Linked DNA regions of Homo sapiens: region 2 is linked to region 1. The links are chromatin loops, found by intact Hi-C in ENCODE. Cell type or tissue: gastrocnemius medialis. All regions are shown on one strand. Links, peaks and the distances in the headings refer to the core of each region. The heading gives the core; the rest is flanking DNA.

Region 1 (5,898 bases), core at 1,830-4,329:
CTACTTCCAGAAAAATCTCTTCATTCTTGGCCTCCATAGCCCTAATTTCTCTTGGTTTTCCTCTTACCTCTCTGAGCAATTCTTCTAAGTCTGCTTTGCTGACCTTCTCTTGTAATAGGCTCTGAAGTGCCAATGTTCCCCAGCGTCTTAATCATGGCATATTCTTGCATTGCACACTTCTATGGTTCAAGTACTACTCATATATTAGAGGTTCCCAATTCTATAATATTATCAGTCTTGGAACTCTCTTCGAAGATTCATGCCTTAGTGCTTGTATTATTCTGAACTTTTTTTCACCTGAACAACCCCGAAGAAACAAACCTGTACAAACTTCTTTTATTTCCTAAATCTCTTTTGTCCCTCATCCCACCTTTATCCAACCACAAATTCTATATACTCTACATGCTAAATATCCTTCGTGTCCATCTTTTATTTGTAATCTCCATTCCCACTGTCCCTTATTCAGCAGTCATCTGTATGATTGCAAAAATCCAAAGAGAAACAAACAAGCAAACAAGAACTTTCTAAATGATCTTCCTGCTTTTAATTTCATCACATTTCCATTGTACTACTGCTTATGTGATTTTTCTAATATATGTAACATAGCCACTTTCCTATTCTACATCTTAAAGTGGCTTTTCTTTCCTTAAGTCAATACCCACATCCTTAGCAGGTTATAGGAAGCCATTCATGTTCTAAGCACCTTCATTTGTGGGCTCTTCTGCCACCCTCCACACACTCACTCACTTCAGCAACCTTGAACACTGATGTTTACTATGTGTGCTGCCAACTTTCTTTCCTCTGTGCCTTTGGACATGCTGATCTCACTGACTCCAAAATTCTTCCCCTCTTTTTCTGCCAGGAAAATTTCTCTTTTAAGACTCACCCAAAAAATTTCTCCATAGCTAGGTCAGCCTCTTTTCCTAAGCCATATTAGATGCTCTCTTAGCTTCCTTTAGCATTTTGTACATGCTTCCATTACAGCAATTTATACCACAGCTTGTATGCATTTCTTTGTATATACTTTGTATAGCCTTTTTTTGTATATCCTTCCTGAGGAAAGGAATCATATCTTATTCATTTTTATGACAAACACCAGGCACAGTGCCTAGTGCTCAAAAGATGTTTTTTATATTAATATTAAGCAGAGAAAGGATATGCATATGAAAGATATATGGTCCCTGATTTCAAAGAAATAACATTACAATCTAAAGATTTATAGTGGAAAAAATATAAAATAGATTTGCTTATATTCCACCAGAGAGTACAATTAGAAAAATTTACAAAGAAAAAAATTACTCAATAAAATAATGTACTCTCTAATCTTTGGAGTTATCTAACTAGCAAGCAGGAGGCATCAAGAGTTAGTGAGCTTCTGATTACTAGATTCAGGCTGAAATAAGATGGCTTAGTGTCTTCAACCAGAATGTGGTCTCTATTCAACACTTGTACTGGATGAGGGTTTAGACCTCTACAAGTCCTACGTGCCTGACGTCATTCTCTGAAAAGGCTGACGATTAAGTGATTCTCAAATAATTTTTTTAGTAAATAAGATTGTTTGGTATCTCTGCCTCAACTGTGTAATTTAAAATATTAAATTTGAATTAATTACAGTGTATTCATAGTAAGAGTTCACTAAAATTTTGTAATTCCACAATATTCTGGGAATGTACAACTAGAGACATTATTTTGGATTTATTTGGTAGTAGTAGGGAACAATAATTAATGCCTCCTTTCCCCTACCTGAGATTGGATGCTTAGTAAAGATGAACATAGGAGTCAGATAAATTAAGGTCAAGTATTACCTTTGTTATCAATAAAAATGAACAGCTTTAGGTTACTGATTAAGCCACATTCTTCTGCAGGCCTAATAATATACCCTACATTGAAAATACCGATTGCCTTAGTTGTTTTTGTGCTGCTAGAGCAGAATACCATGCACTGGGTAATTTATAAAGAACAGAACTGTATTTTCTTTTCTTTTCTTTTCTTTTTTTTTTTTTTTTTTTTTTTTGAGACAGGGTCTTGCTCTGTCGCCCAGGCTGGAGTGCAATGGCCTCTTCTTGGCTCACTGCAACCTCTGCTTCTTGGGTTCAAGCAATTCTCCTGTTTTAGCCTCCCAAGTAGCTGGGATACAGGCACCCGCCACCACACCCGGCTAATCTTTTGTATTTTTAGTAGAGACAGGGTTTCACCATGTTGGCCAGGATGGTCTTGAACTCCTGACCTCATGATCTGCCCACCTCGGCCTCCCATAGTGCTGGTATTACAGGTGTCAGCCACCACACCAGGCCACTAAAACTGTATTTTCACAGTTCTAGGGGCTGCAAAGTCCAAGATCTAGATGCCAGTATCTGATTAGGGTTTCCTTGCTGCATCCTAACACAGCAGAAGAAGGAAGAGCAAGGGAGAGACAAACTCTATGTCTTCACATGGCAGAAAAGCTGAAGAGATATAACTCAGTCCCTCAAGACCTTTCTATAGCAGCATTAGTCCCTTCCACCTATAAACCTCCCATCAGACCCTACCCTATTGCATTGGCAATTAAGTTTCCAACACAATAATTTGAGAGGACACATTCAATCCATAGCACTCACTCATCTAAAGATGCTGGTTTCCTCTGTTGCGACTGCCAGAAGGTAAACAGCAGAGCCAAAGAAACTTGGGGAGGATCCAGAAAACCTTGAGCCAACCGTACCTTTTTTCTTCCCCCATTTTCAATGGTCAGTGGAAGGAGAGTGAGTGAGTGGGTGGAAAGAAGTTAGAAATGCTCCTCTGATTAATTCTTCCGGAGAGTTAAGAAGACTTTTCCTTTTCTCTATGGATGCATGAAGAATAAGGAAGTGTTCTAACATACTTTTAAGAGCAATGTCAAATTAGCCGGGCGCAGTGGCAGGCGCCTGTAGTCCCAGCTACTCCGGAGGCTGAGGCAGGGGAATGGCGTGCACCCAGGAGGCAGAGCTTGCAGTAAGCCGAGATTGCGCCACTGCACTCCAGCCTGGGCGACAGAGCAAGGCTCCGTCTCAAAAAAAAAAAAAAAAAAAAAGAGCAATATCATCTTTCAGTAGCTTCCGAGTCTACAATTGGCCTTACATATTAAAAACACAATCTTCTTTGATATTTTGAAAGATCAAAAATTTAGCAGCTATTCTAAAAACTAACCTGTTTCTTTAGAATAACCTGTTTCACTATTTACTTATGCACTCATGCATTCAAAAAAACATTTATTAAATGCCTATCATGTTCCTGGTTCTTTTATGCTAGTGATCAAAGGAAAAATAAGCCACCATCAATGTCCTTAAAGAGCTCTAGCTGGAGAAATGGCCAATTAACTAATAAAAATAATAATAGTAATAAAACGTGATACACAGTATAATGGAGGAAGGAATATTATACCATGAACCCAAAGGGGAAGGAGCAATTAATTACTAGAAGAAAGAAAAAGAAACATTGTAATAAAAATAACAAAAACATATTGTCCTGATGTAGGCTTTGAAAAATGAATAGGAGTTCACTAGGAGAAAATGAGTAGGAACGAAGCTATCCCTTAAAAAAGAAGGACCATGGGCAAAGGCACAAAGGTCTGAATATGCAGCATTTCAGAAATCATTAAACTAAAAGGAAAGCACATTTGATATATGTAAAATATTTTCACATTTAACTTAAAGTTTATTAAAGCAGGGAAACTTTTGCGTAGTTTAATAAAATTACAAAGATCTAGAGGTGAGGCATTTTGAACTAGTTAATAACCAAATGATTTAGGGAATTATTCATTAACCATTAACAAATACCTCCTGCATCCCTCATCTTTGGTTGAGTTCCAACAGTAATATCTCAGAGGTCTTGGCACTTGAAATCTGAACTTAAGCATTTATGTCTACAATATAAGGACCAAAAATATTTTGCTTCTGGGTCATTAAAATTTTTAGAATAATAAGCCCTTCCTTAGCAGCCTTTCTATTTGGTAGAACGCCATGCAGCAATGTGTTCCATATCTGAATTCATAGGGGAAATAAAGTGGTGCTCTTGTTAAGGAAATCCATTTCCTCCAAAAGGACAAGGTATGACAAAGACTGTTTTTCCAACTTAATGTAAATTTCATAACATCAGCAGCGTGCCGTGCAAACTGCCAAATGGAAAGGCTCCCACACGCCCCATCCACATAATACATGGACTCAGGAGGGGCAGAAATTACATTTACTTTAGGAACGATACATCCTCCACACAGCCTCTAAAATCTGCACTGGTGAACCCACTCCTATCTGTTGAAGTCTTTGTCTTTATTAAATGCTTTCTTTCAGGATGGCTAAAATGATGAGAGGTCTTTTGCTTGCTTTTCTTCCTCTTTTGCTGTCTCTTTCCCTTTACAGATACAGCCCCAGTGATTGAAAAACCCGACCTGCAAATCTGACCGTTCAACTTATCTAGGACAATCTCTAAGTACAAGGTCGACATTATCTCAGCCTGCATCCTGTGTAATTATAGTATTTGGCTGGCATTGCTGAATAGGGGCTGAAATCCATCAGGTTTTAGTTAATCTTCCTTGAGTAATCACAGCTGGTTGGCCGGAAGAAAATGATTATGAAATAAAGTTGTTGTGTCTCAATAATAAAGATTACTGATATGCAGGGCAAGCTCTATCTAAGGTTAACCTTTCTCTACATATGAAGGCTCCATATAACTGAGGAACAAGAAATTGTTTCTGAAAAGTCTGCTTTGCTTCAGATTTTAACTTCTCTTTTCTTTTAACTTTTACTAAATCCCCCACCAGTCCTGAATTTTCGTTACACTGCACTGAAACACATATACTAACCCTTTGGAAGTTTTTCAAACAGATCCAACTAGCAGTTTAATGGACATGAGATCAGCTTCCTTCAAGTCTTTGAGTAGAATCTCATGTTGTTTTATTAAGAATCTTTTTATTGTGCTAATCTTGAGGCTATGAGTTATTCACACGACAGACAGGATGACGATGAATCTGCATGGTGATATTAGAGAGTATGTCAAGTGATGTTGTAGTGGCGCAAGCTGTATATTCAGAACAAAAAACAGACTTACACAGTTGGAGAAAACTCTCCATCACTGTCTATGCAATATGAACAATGCAGCATACATCCAATCCAATAATTTTTACCCCTTCTTATGATAAGAGATGATCACAAAAGATTTATCTAGCAACTGTAAAAAGGCACAGATGGTGGTATGGTGGTTAACAGCACAGATTCTGCAGTCATAGCTAGCTTTGCCTCTCACCAGCTATGTGACTTTGGGTGAATTACTTAACCTCTCTATTGACTTAGTTTCCTCAACCTTAAAATAGAAATTATAATAATAGTAGCTGTCTCATGTGCACATCATGAAGATTAAATGAGTTAACATATCCAGGATGCTCAGAACAGTTATTGGCATTTAAAAAGCATAGTAAGTGTTCACTCTTGATAACATTAAAACATATAAAGAAACAGGATTGGCTGGATCCTAACGTTGTTGGATAGGCAGTAAGTACAACTTGCAAGATCTTTAGCTCTAAATTCTTGTTTGATACTTGACTTCAGGCTATTAACATTTAACCAGAGACTCATAAACAAAATGACCTATGGTTAAACTCATCACGTTAATGTGTCTACTCATGAGAAATAAGAACGCACATAAAAATAGTACACCATAGATTTTGTCTGGAAGGGTAAGATGAGAGCAAGAGGACAAGGGAAGATGATTTGCTTGAGGCTGATGGTTCTGGGCACAGTGGCTCCCAGACTCCTCCTTATTCCACTGCTTTCATTGCCCTTACAGCACATGACTGGGATGACCAAGGAAGTTCCTCCTACAAAGAAATACATTTCAGTGTCTGAGTTTCCAAGCACATATTGGCATCCATTCCTTGGCTATTGAACTGAC
Region 2 (5,898 bases), core at 1,518-4,017, 490 kb after region 1:
TCTGTCATGTGTCTTAACTATCAGTAGAAGACCATCCTTCTATTTACCAAAAACAGGCTGTGTTTTGACAATTTCCTCCTCTCTCTTAAAATTCTATTACATCTGTTTCTTCCCTCTTATTTTTTCCTTTACTCTGGGAGAAGAACTGTCTTGCCAAGGTTAAAGTTCCCCTTTGTGTTTTCTCTTCCATCTCCTCCTCCCTCTTCCAGGATTGTGACCCTCCCGCTCTTCCCTCTTCTCCCTTTCAACTGCCCATGCTGTCTTTCTGCAAAAAGGCTCAAGTTTCTGTTATTCTAAAAATACTCTCAGCTGTTTACCTGCCTCTAGTTACTTTCCCATCATCTCAAAATGTCTAGAGTGAACAGCCTGAAACTGTTACCCTGCATATCCTTACTTCCCACTCATTTCCTAATCCCATGCAATCTGGTTTTCATTACAACTTCACCTAAATACCACTCACTAAATTTAGTTGGGAGTTTCTGCAGCTTTTGACATTCGATTACTAATTTCCACCTTAGAAGTCTTCTCCTTTAGATTCTAAAACATACCAATCTCTTGGTGCCTATGCTTCTTCGACCATCTCTCTTACTGATTGGCTCTATATCCTCTCTCTGCTCCCTAAATGTAGGTATGTTCCTCAAGGTTTGTCTCTAGCCTGCTTTTAATTCCATTGTTTTCCTTTGGGATCTACACTGTGGACCTCCTATCACTTGTATGTGAATGATGGGCCGTCACTAACCTCTCTTAAACTCTAGACTTTTTTTCATAATTATCTGTTTATCCCAATAGAACTAATAACATTTCCTACCCCACATACCCCAAACAAATCCCACTCATTTAATGGAACTGTCATTTTCCCATTTGCCTAAATCCAAAAGCTCAGTATCAATTCTTTCCTCCAACTGAAATCCACATACAAATAACCGCAAAGTCCCATAGATTCCCCATGGACCATAGTTCTCTCATTCACACCCCGCCCCCTTTCCCTTCCTACTAACCTACAAGCTGTGTCAGGACCATAATACCTATGGCTTTCTTTTTCTAAATTGGCCTTCCTATCTTAATCTCTGCTATTTTAATCTCCCACAATTCCCCTATACATACCTATGATCTAACTCAGAGGGTTTCGACTAGCTGTAGAATCATCTGGGGTGCTTTTAAAACAAAGGAAAGCCAAGGCCCACTCTCAGAGATTCTGATTTAACTAGCTTAAGGCGGGGTCTAGGCACAGACTTTTGTTCATTGCTGAGGGTGGTGTCTTTTGCTCTCAGCTGCTTTTAATGTGCGGCTAAGGCTGAGAACCACTGCTAGCCAAACTGGAACTGAGTTTTCTCAGACTTGCATCTTGTTTGCTTTGTCTGGCTCCCTCCTCATGGCACTTATTTCTCTGCAATGGACTATCATTAATCCATTGTGCTTTAACAAATGTGTTCAATTTTATAACACAAATAATCTGAAATTTTGTTCAACCTCCACTCCCCTTAATCAACGTCTCTTTCCTTCCTTCCAGCCATTTACCACGTGTACAAATGCAGCAAGTAGTTTTTATTTTTATTTTATTTATTTATTTTTTTGAGATGGACTCTCGTTCTGTTGCCCCGGCTGGAGTGCAGTGGCATGATCTCGGCTCACTGCAACCTCTGCCTCCAGACTTCAAGAGATTCTCCTTCCTCAGCCTCTTGAGTAGCTGGGATTAAAGGCGCACACCACCACGCCCAGCTAATTTTTGTATTTTTAGTAGAGACGGGGTTTCACCATGTTGGTCAGACTGGTCTCGAACTCCTGACCTCCTGATCCACCTGCCTCGGCCTCCCAAAGTGCTGGGATTACAGGCATGAGCCACCGCGCCCAGCCCAGCAAGTAGTTAATACAATTTACTTCATTTTCACAAATAGATCATGACTTTAGGCAAGTAACCTCTCTTAACCTGGACTTCTCATCTCTAAAATAAAAAGACTGGATTAGATGACCTTTAAGTTTCCTTCTACTAGGAAGGAAATAATGATTCTATGATTATTTTATCATAAAAATTACTATTCTGATTTTATCAAATTATAATTTTGATTATTTTATATCGACTAAGTAGATTCTTGGACTAAAATATTATTGGACTAAACAAAGCATCATTGGTGAATGATGCTTCTAGTATACTGTACCTAAATATCCAGTTCAAACAGTTCTAGCTTCTCTGATAGTTTCTGCAATAGAATTATTGCCATATCTATTGTGATTCTGTCTGCAAGACGACATCCATCTCTTTAATAATGCAAAATATACAATTTAAAGCAGCTTCTAATCACTGTAATCTTACTGCAGCCAGAAAAATGATAAGAAATACCATCACATGAGTTCTTAAATCTAGATGCCAAGTTACTGTTCCTTTCACAAACTGATTAAATCCATTTGTTCTATTATTACCATATAAACCCAGCCAGAGGAAACACAAGCTCCACTTTCAAACTGTTAATTTTAATATTAACATATGAAAAATAATCACGGCAATGAAGTCATTTACTACTTATTCCTGATAGCTAAGCATGAATAATATATGCAGAAAAACATTTCATTTCCTAAATTATGGTCAAATATATTATGAAGGAAAAATTTTCTGGTAAAGAGGATGGAATAGTAAGGGCTAATTGCAGCAGAAAGACACTGATTGAGTTGGCTGCTGAGAAATGAGGACAGGTGCAATGGCTTGCGCCTGTAATCCTAGCACTTTGGGAGGCTGAAGCAGGACAGCTTAAGCCCAGTCTGGGCAACATAAGGAGACACCTGTCTCCACTAAAAAAAAAAAAAAAACCAATAGCTGGCCATGGTGGCGTTTGCTTGTGGTCCCCGCTGCTTCACAGGCTGAGGCAGAGGAGGACTGCTTGAGCCTAGGAGGTTGAGGCTGCAGTGAGTGGTGATCAAGCCACTGCTGCACTCTAACCTGGGTGACAGATCGAGACCTCATCCCAAAAAGCAAACAAACAAGAAATGAAGAAAATCCTGTGTCAGATGAAAGAGTTCAGGCTTTACCCTTGCTAAAACATGGACAGTTTTTCTTCTCAAGCCATGACTTTGTTTGTACATCTTCAAAATGAAGACAGTGAGCTACATAAATCAGTTCCAAAGTTGCCTGATACAATCACCCAAAAAGCTTTTTGAAAATAACGAATACCAGGCCCCCACCCCCGGAGATTATTCTAATACAGGTCTGAGCTATGACACACACTTCTGAATTTTTAATTTTTAAACTAGATATCTATTTCTTTTCATACATGATTGAGAAACATTAAGATAAACTCTAAGATATATTTCTAGTTCTAGAATTCTACTGTATACAGAATAATGCCCCTATGAGGTGTTCAATAATAGCAAAATGGCTTAGTAATAATCTGAGAGACTACTATAAGAATCAATAGCTATCAGGTAAGTATATACATGGCTATTTTGATTATAGCTAATCAGTGAAGTAATGGAAAAAACAACCATCCAACCATCAATTAGCCAAAAGGACTTAAAAATTTTGTTTTCAACATATTTAAAAACACCAACACTCTTGCCAATTAAAAAGAAAATGTATAGTGAGAGTTTAGGATGAGAACTGCTTTTAGACACTTTTCCAGTTTGTTTCAATATTTCAATATATTTCAAAAGGGATTGTTTTTTAATGAGATATCTATCTATAGATATCGATAGATAGTCTGCTACGAAATACACCACTCCATTAAAAAAAGATTTAGGAAAAATGGATAATTTCAAAAATTAAATCCTCTGGAAATTAATCACCTGAGTCTGGTTTCATTATCGATTTTAGGATAAAAACATAGTTTTAAACTTATTTTTCACTTTAAAGACCATTATTTTTAAAGCTTTAATTTTTATTTTTTAGTAATAATGGAAATATTTTGTGGTTTGAATTTTGGAAACCATGTAATTATAATCCTATATTTGCAGATTCACTTTAGGTCTTCACACACAAAAAAGTCTACTTTTTCACATTCCATTTTTTCTGCTAGGTTACATTTTATAAACTCTGTAAACAGGAAACTACTCAATTACAAAAGTCCTATGTTGGTTTATTCACTATTAAACTATCTAAATAAGGCTTGTTTGAAATGAAAAAATTGGCAGTCAGAAAATATACTGGAAAGGAACCAGGTAACAAAAACATCCATTCTGTCAAGCTGTACTAGTAGGGGAAGAGGGACAAATGTGTGGAATAAAAAGGTTATCCCATCTGTTTGGCATGTTGTTTTTCATTCAACAGTATTAAATAAGTGGCAGCGGCATTGTAAAAAATTTCAGCTGATGCTTTCAAAGTCTAAGCACTTTAAAATGATGATCAGCATTAGGTTCAAGAGCCTAGGGCCCATAAGCTCTTATGAGGACACACTCTTATATTTCTTCTTCCTAGGTTTAAACCATCACAAAGGAGGACATTTCGAATCAGTGTTTATGCTTTGCCACCTGACAAGCCTCTTAGAAATCTGAACCTCTAACCGATCGTTCCTTCCAAGTACAGACTTGCCATTATGCCAGAGTTCATATACAGTCCTCGAAGCAGCAGACCAGCATCTTAATATTTTTCATGTATTCTGCATATATATAGCCAGAAGTTAAAACTCCACAGCATACTTCATTCTCATAAAAGTTATAAATTTCTTTCAGTAAAAGCTACTGCTTCTTAGTCTGGTTATTACAGCTAAAGACAGCTCTGACTCCAACTAATTATACTAAGGGTCTGAATAATACCGGAAAAAAGCCCCAAAGAGTATTTTGAAGAAGTCTGTGTTCATATACTTCATTAAGAAGCCACATCTCAATGAAAATACTCTATAAATATGAAAGGACCAGTGATAACATCACATAACTTGAATATCAGAGGAAAACACTCAAGTTCACATTTTTAAGTGCTACAGATCATGAAGTAGCCTCCAAAACAACTATTTACTTTTAAAAATCCTCCTGCTTTCAAAGCATAAAGGAAATATTTGATGGATTAAATATCACATTGCCAACTAATAGGTTTAGCGGCTTGATGGAAAAGGACTAAAACAAGTTTCTACCAATTATACCTTGTCTATATAAAACAAAGTCAAAGCCTATTTACAAAGAACAAATACGTAGTCTTAAACTAACAGCCGAGCCATCCATGAATAATGACCAAAACAAAAAGCTGGATAAGAGCTTTGATAACCTGGGTTCAAATTATGTCAGTATCTTATTCTCAAATGCAAAGAATTATTTTCAAATGCAGATAATGACTGATGTATCACTTAGGGAGTTAGTGAGACTGAGGACTCACATGAATAAAATTTTATCAAACTTAAAAACGGTGTATTCTGAGGACTCAAATGACCAAATATTTTATCAGACCCAAAGATTCCAGCTATGTAGTGGTTTCACCAGCCTAAAAAATAAGATTTAAAACACTTTTTCTACGTAAAATTTTAGGCCTTCAGGTTTCTTATTGCACAGGACTTGATGAGGTGTAATTTGGTCAGGCCACATTAGACTTACGAAACAAGTGAAAAGACAGGGACAGGAATGTTTTTGAAATGTCTCTGATACTGTGAATTATTCCCTTGGTAACTTCTAGAATGCTTTATTAAAGTGACAGTACCAGCGACTCCTAGCATATCTACAGAACTAAGTTCATTAAGTCTAGCTGATAAATCTAACTTTTTATTAACTTAAAAGTTAGGATAAACATTTAAAAAAGCTTCTACTGTAGATATGCCCCATTTCAAGAAACTATAATATACACAAAACCTCATGCTTACAAAATAGTCAAAGTAGGGAGAGAGTATTACAAAAAATTTTTACTGTACAAAATAACTCACTTGAGCATTTGTTAAAAGATAATTTGGATTACAAAATTTTGATTAATGCACTTTCCAGGAAATACTA

Evidence for each region. Peaks named below come from ENCODE experiments on the same cell type or tissue, not always from the same donor. Only the 100,000 strongest peaks of a DNase experiment are listed, where the experiment ranks them.
Region 2: a loop joins it to region 1, with 2.8 times the contacts of the local background. A loop is called at or near these places in 2 of 110 quality-filtered maps.

Annotation. Positions count from the first base shown.
Region 1 is chr4:123,891,803-123,897,700 of GRCh38, reverse strand. All of the region lies in intron 4 of LINC01091 (long intergenic non-protein coding RNA 1091), which reads right to left. Among named protein-coding and RNA genes, the nearest start is that of LINC01091, 240 kb to the right of the region's middle. In gastrocnemius medialis, for the core only: no CTCF peak of the experiment used is centred there; a DNase peak (open chromatin) is centred at 2,930; H3K4me3 peaks cover 572 bases; H3K27ac peaks cover 2,291 bases.
Region 2 is chr4:123,403,981-123,409,878 of GRCh38, reverse strand. No RefSeq gene overlaps it. Among named protein-coding and RNA genes, the nearest start is that of SPRY1, 10 kb to the right of the region's middle. In gastrocnemius medialis, for the core only: no CTCF peak of the experiment used is centred there; a DNase peak (open chromatin) is centred at 2,738; H3K4me3 peaks cover 237 bases; H3K27ac peaks cover 2,500 bases.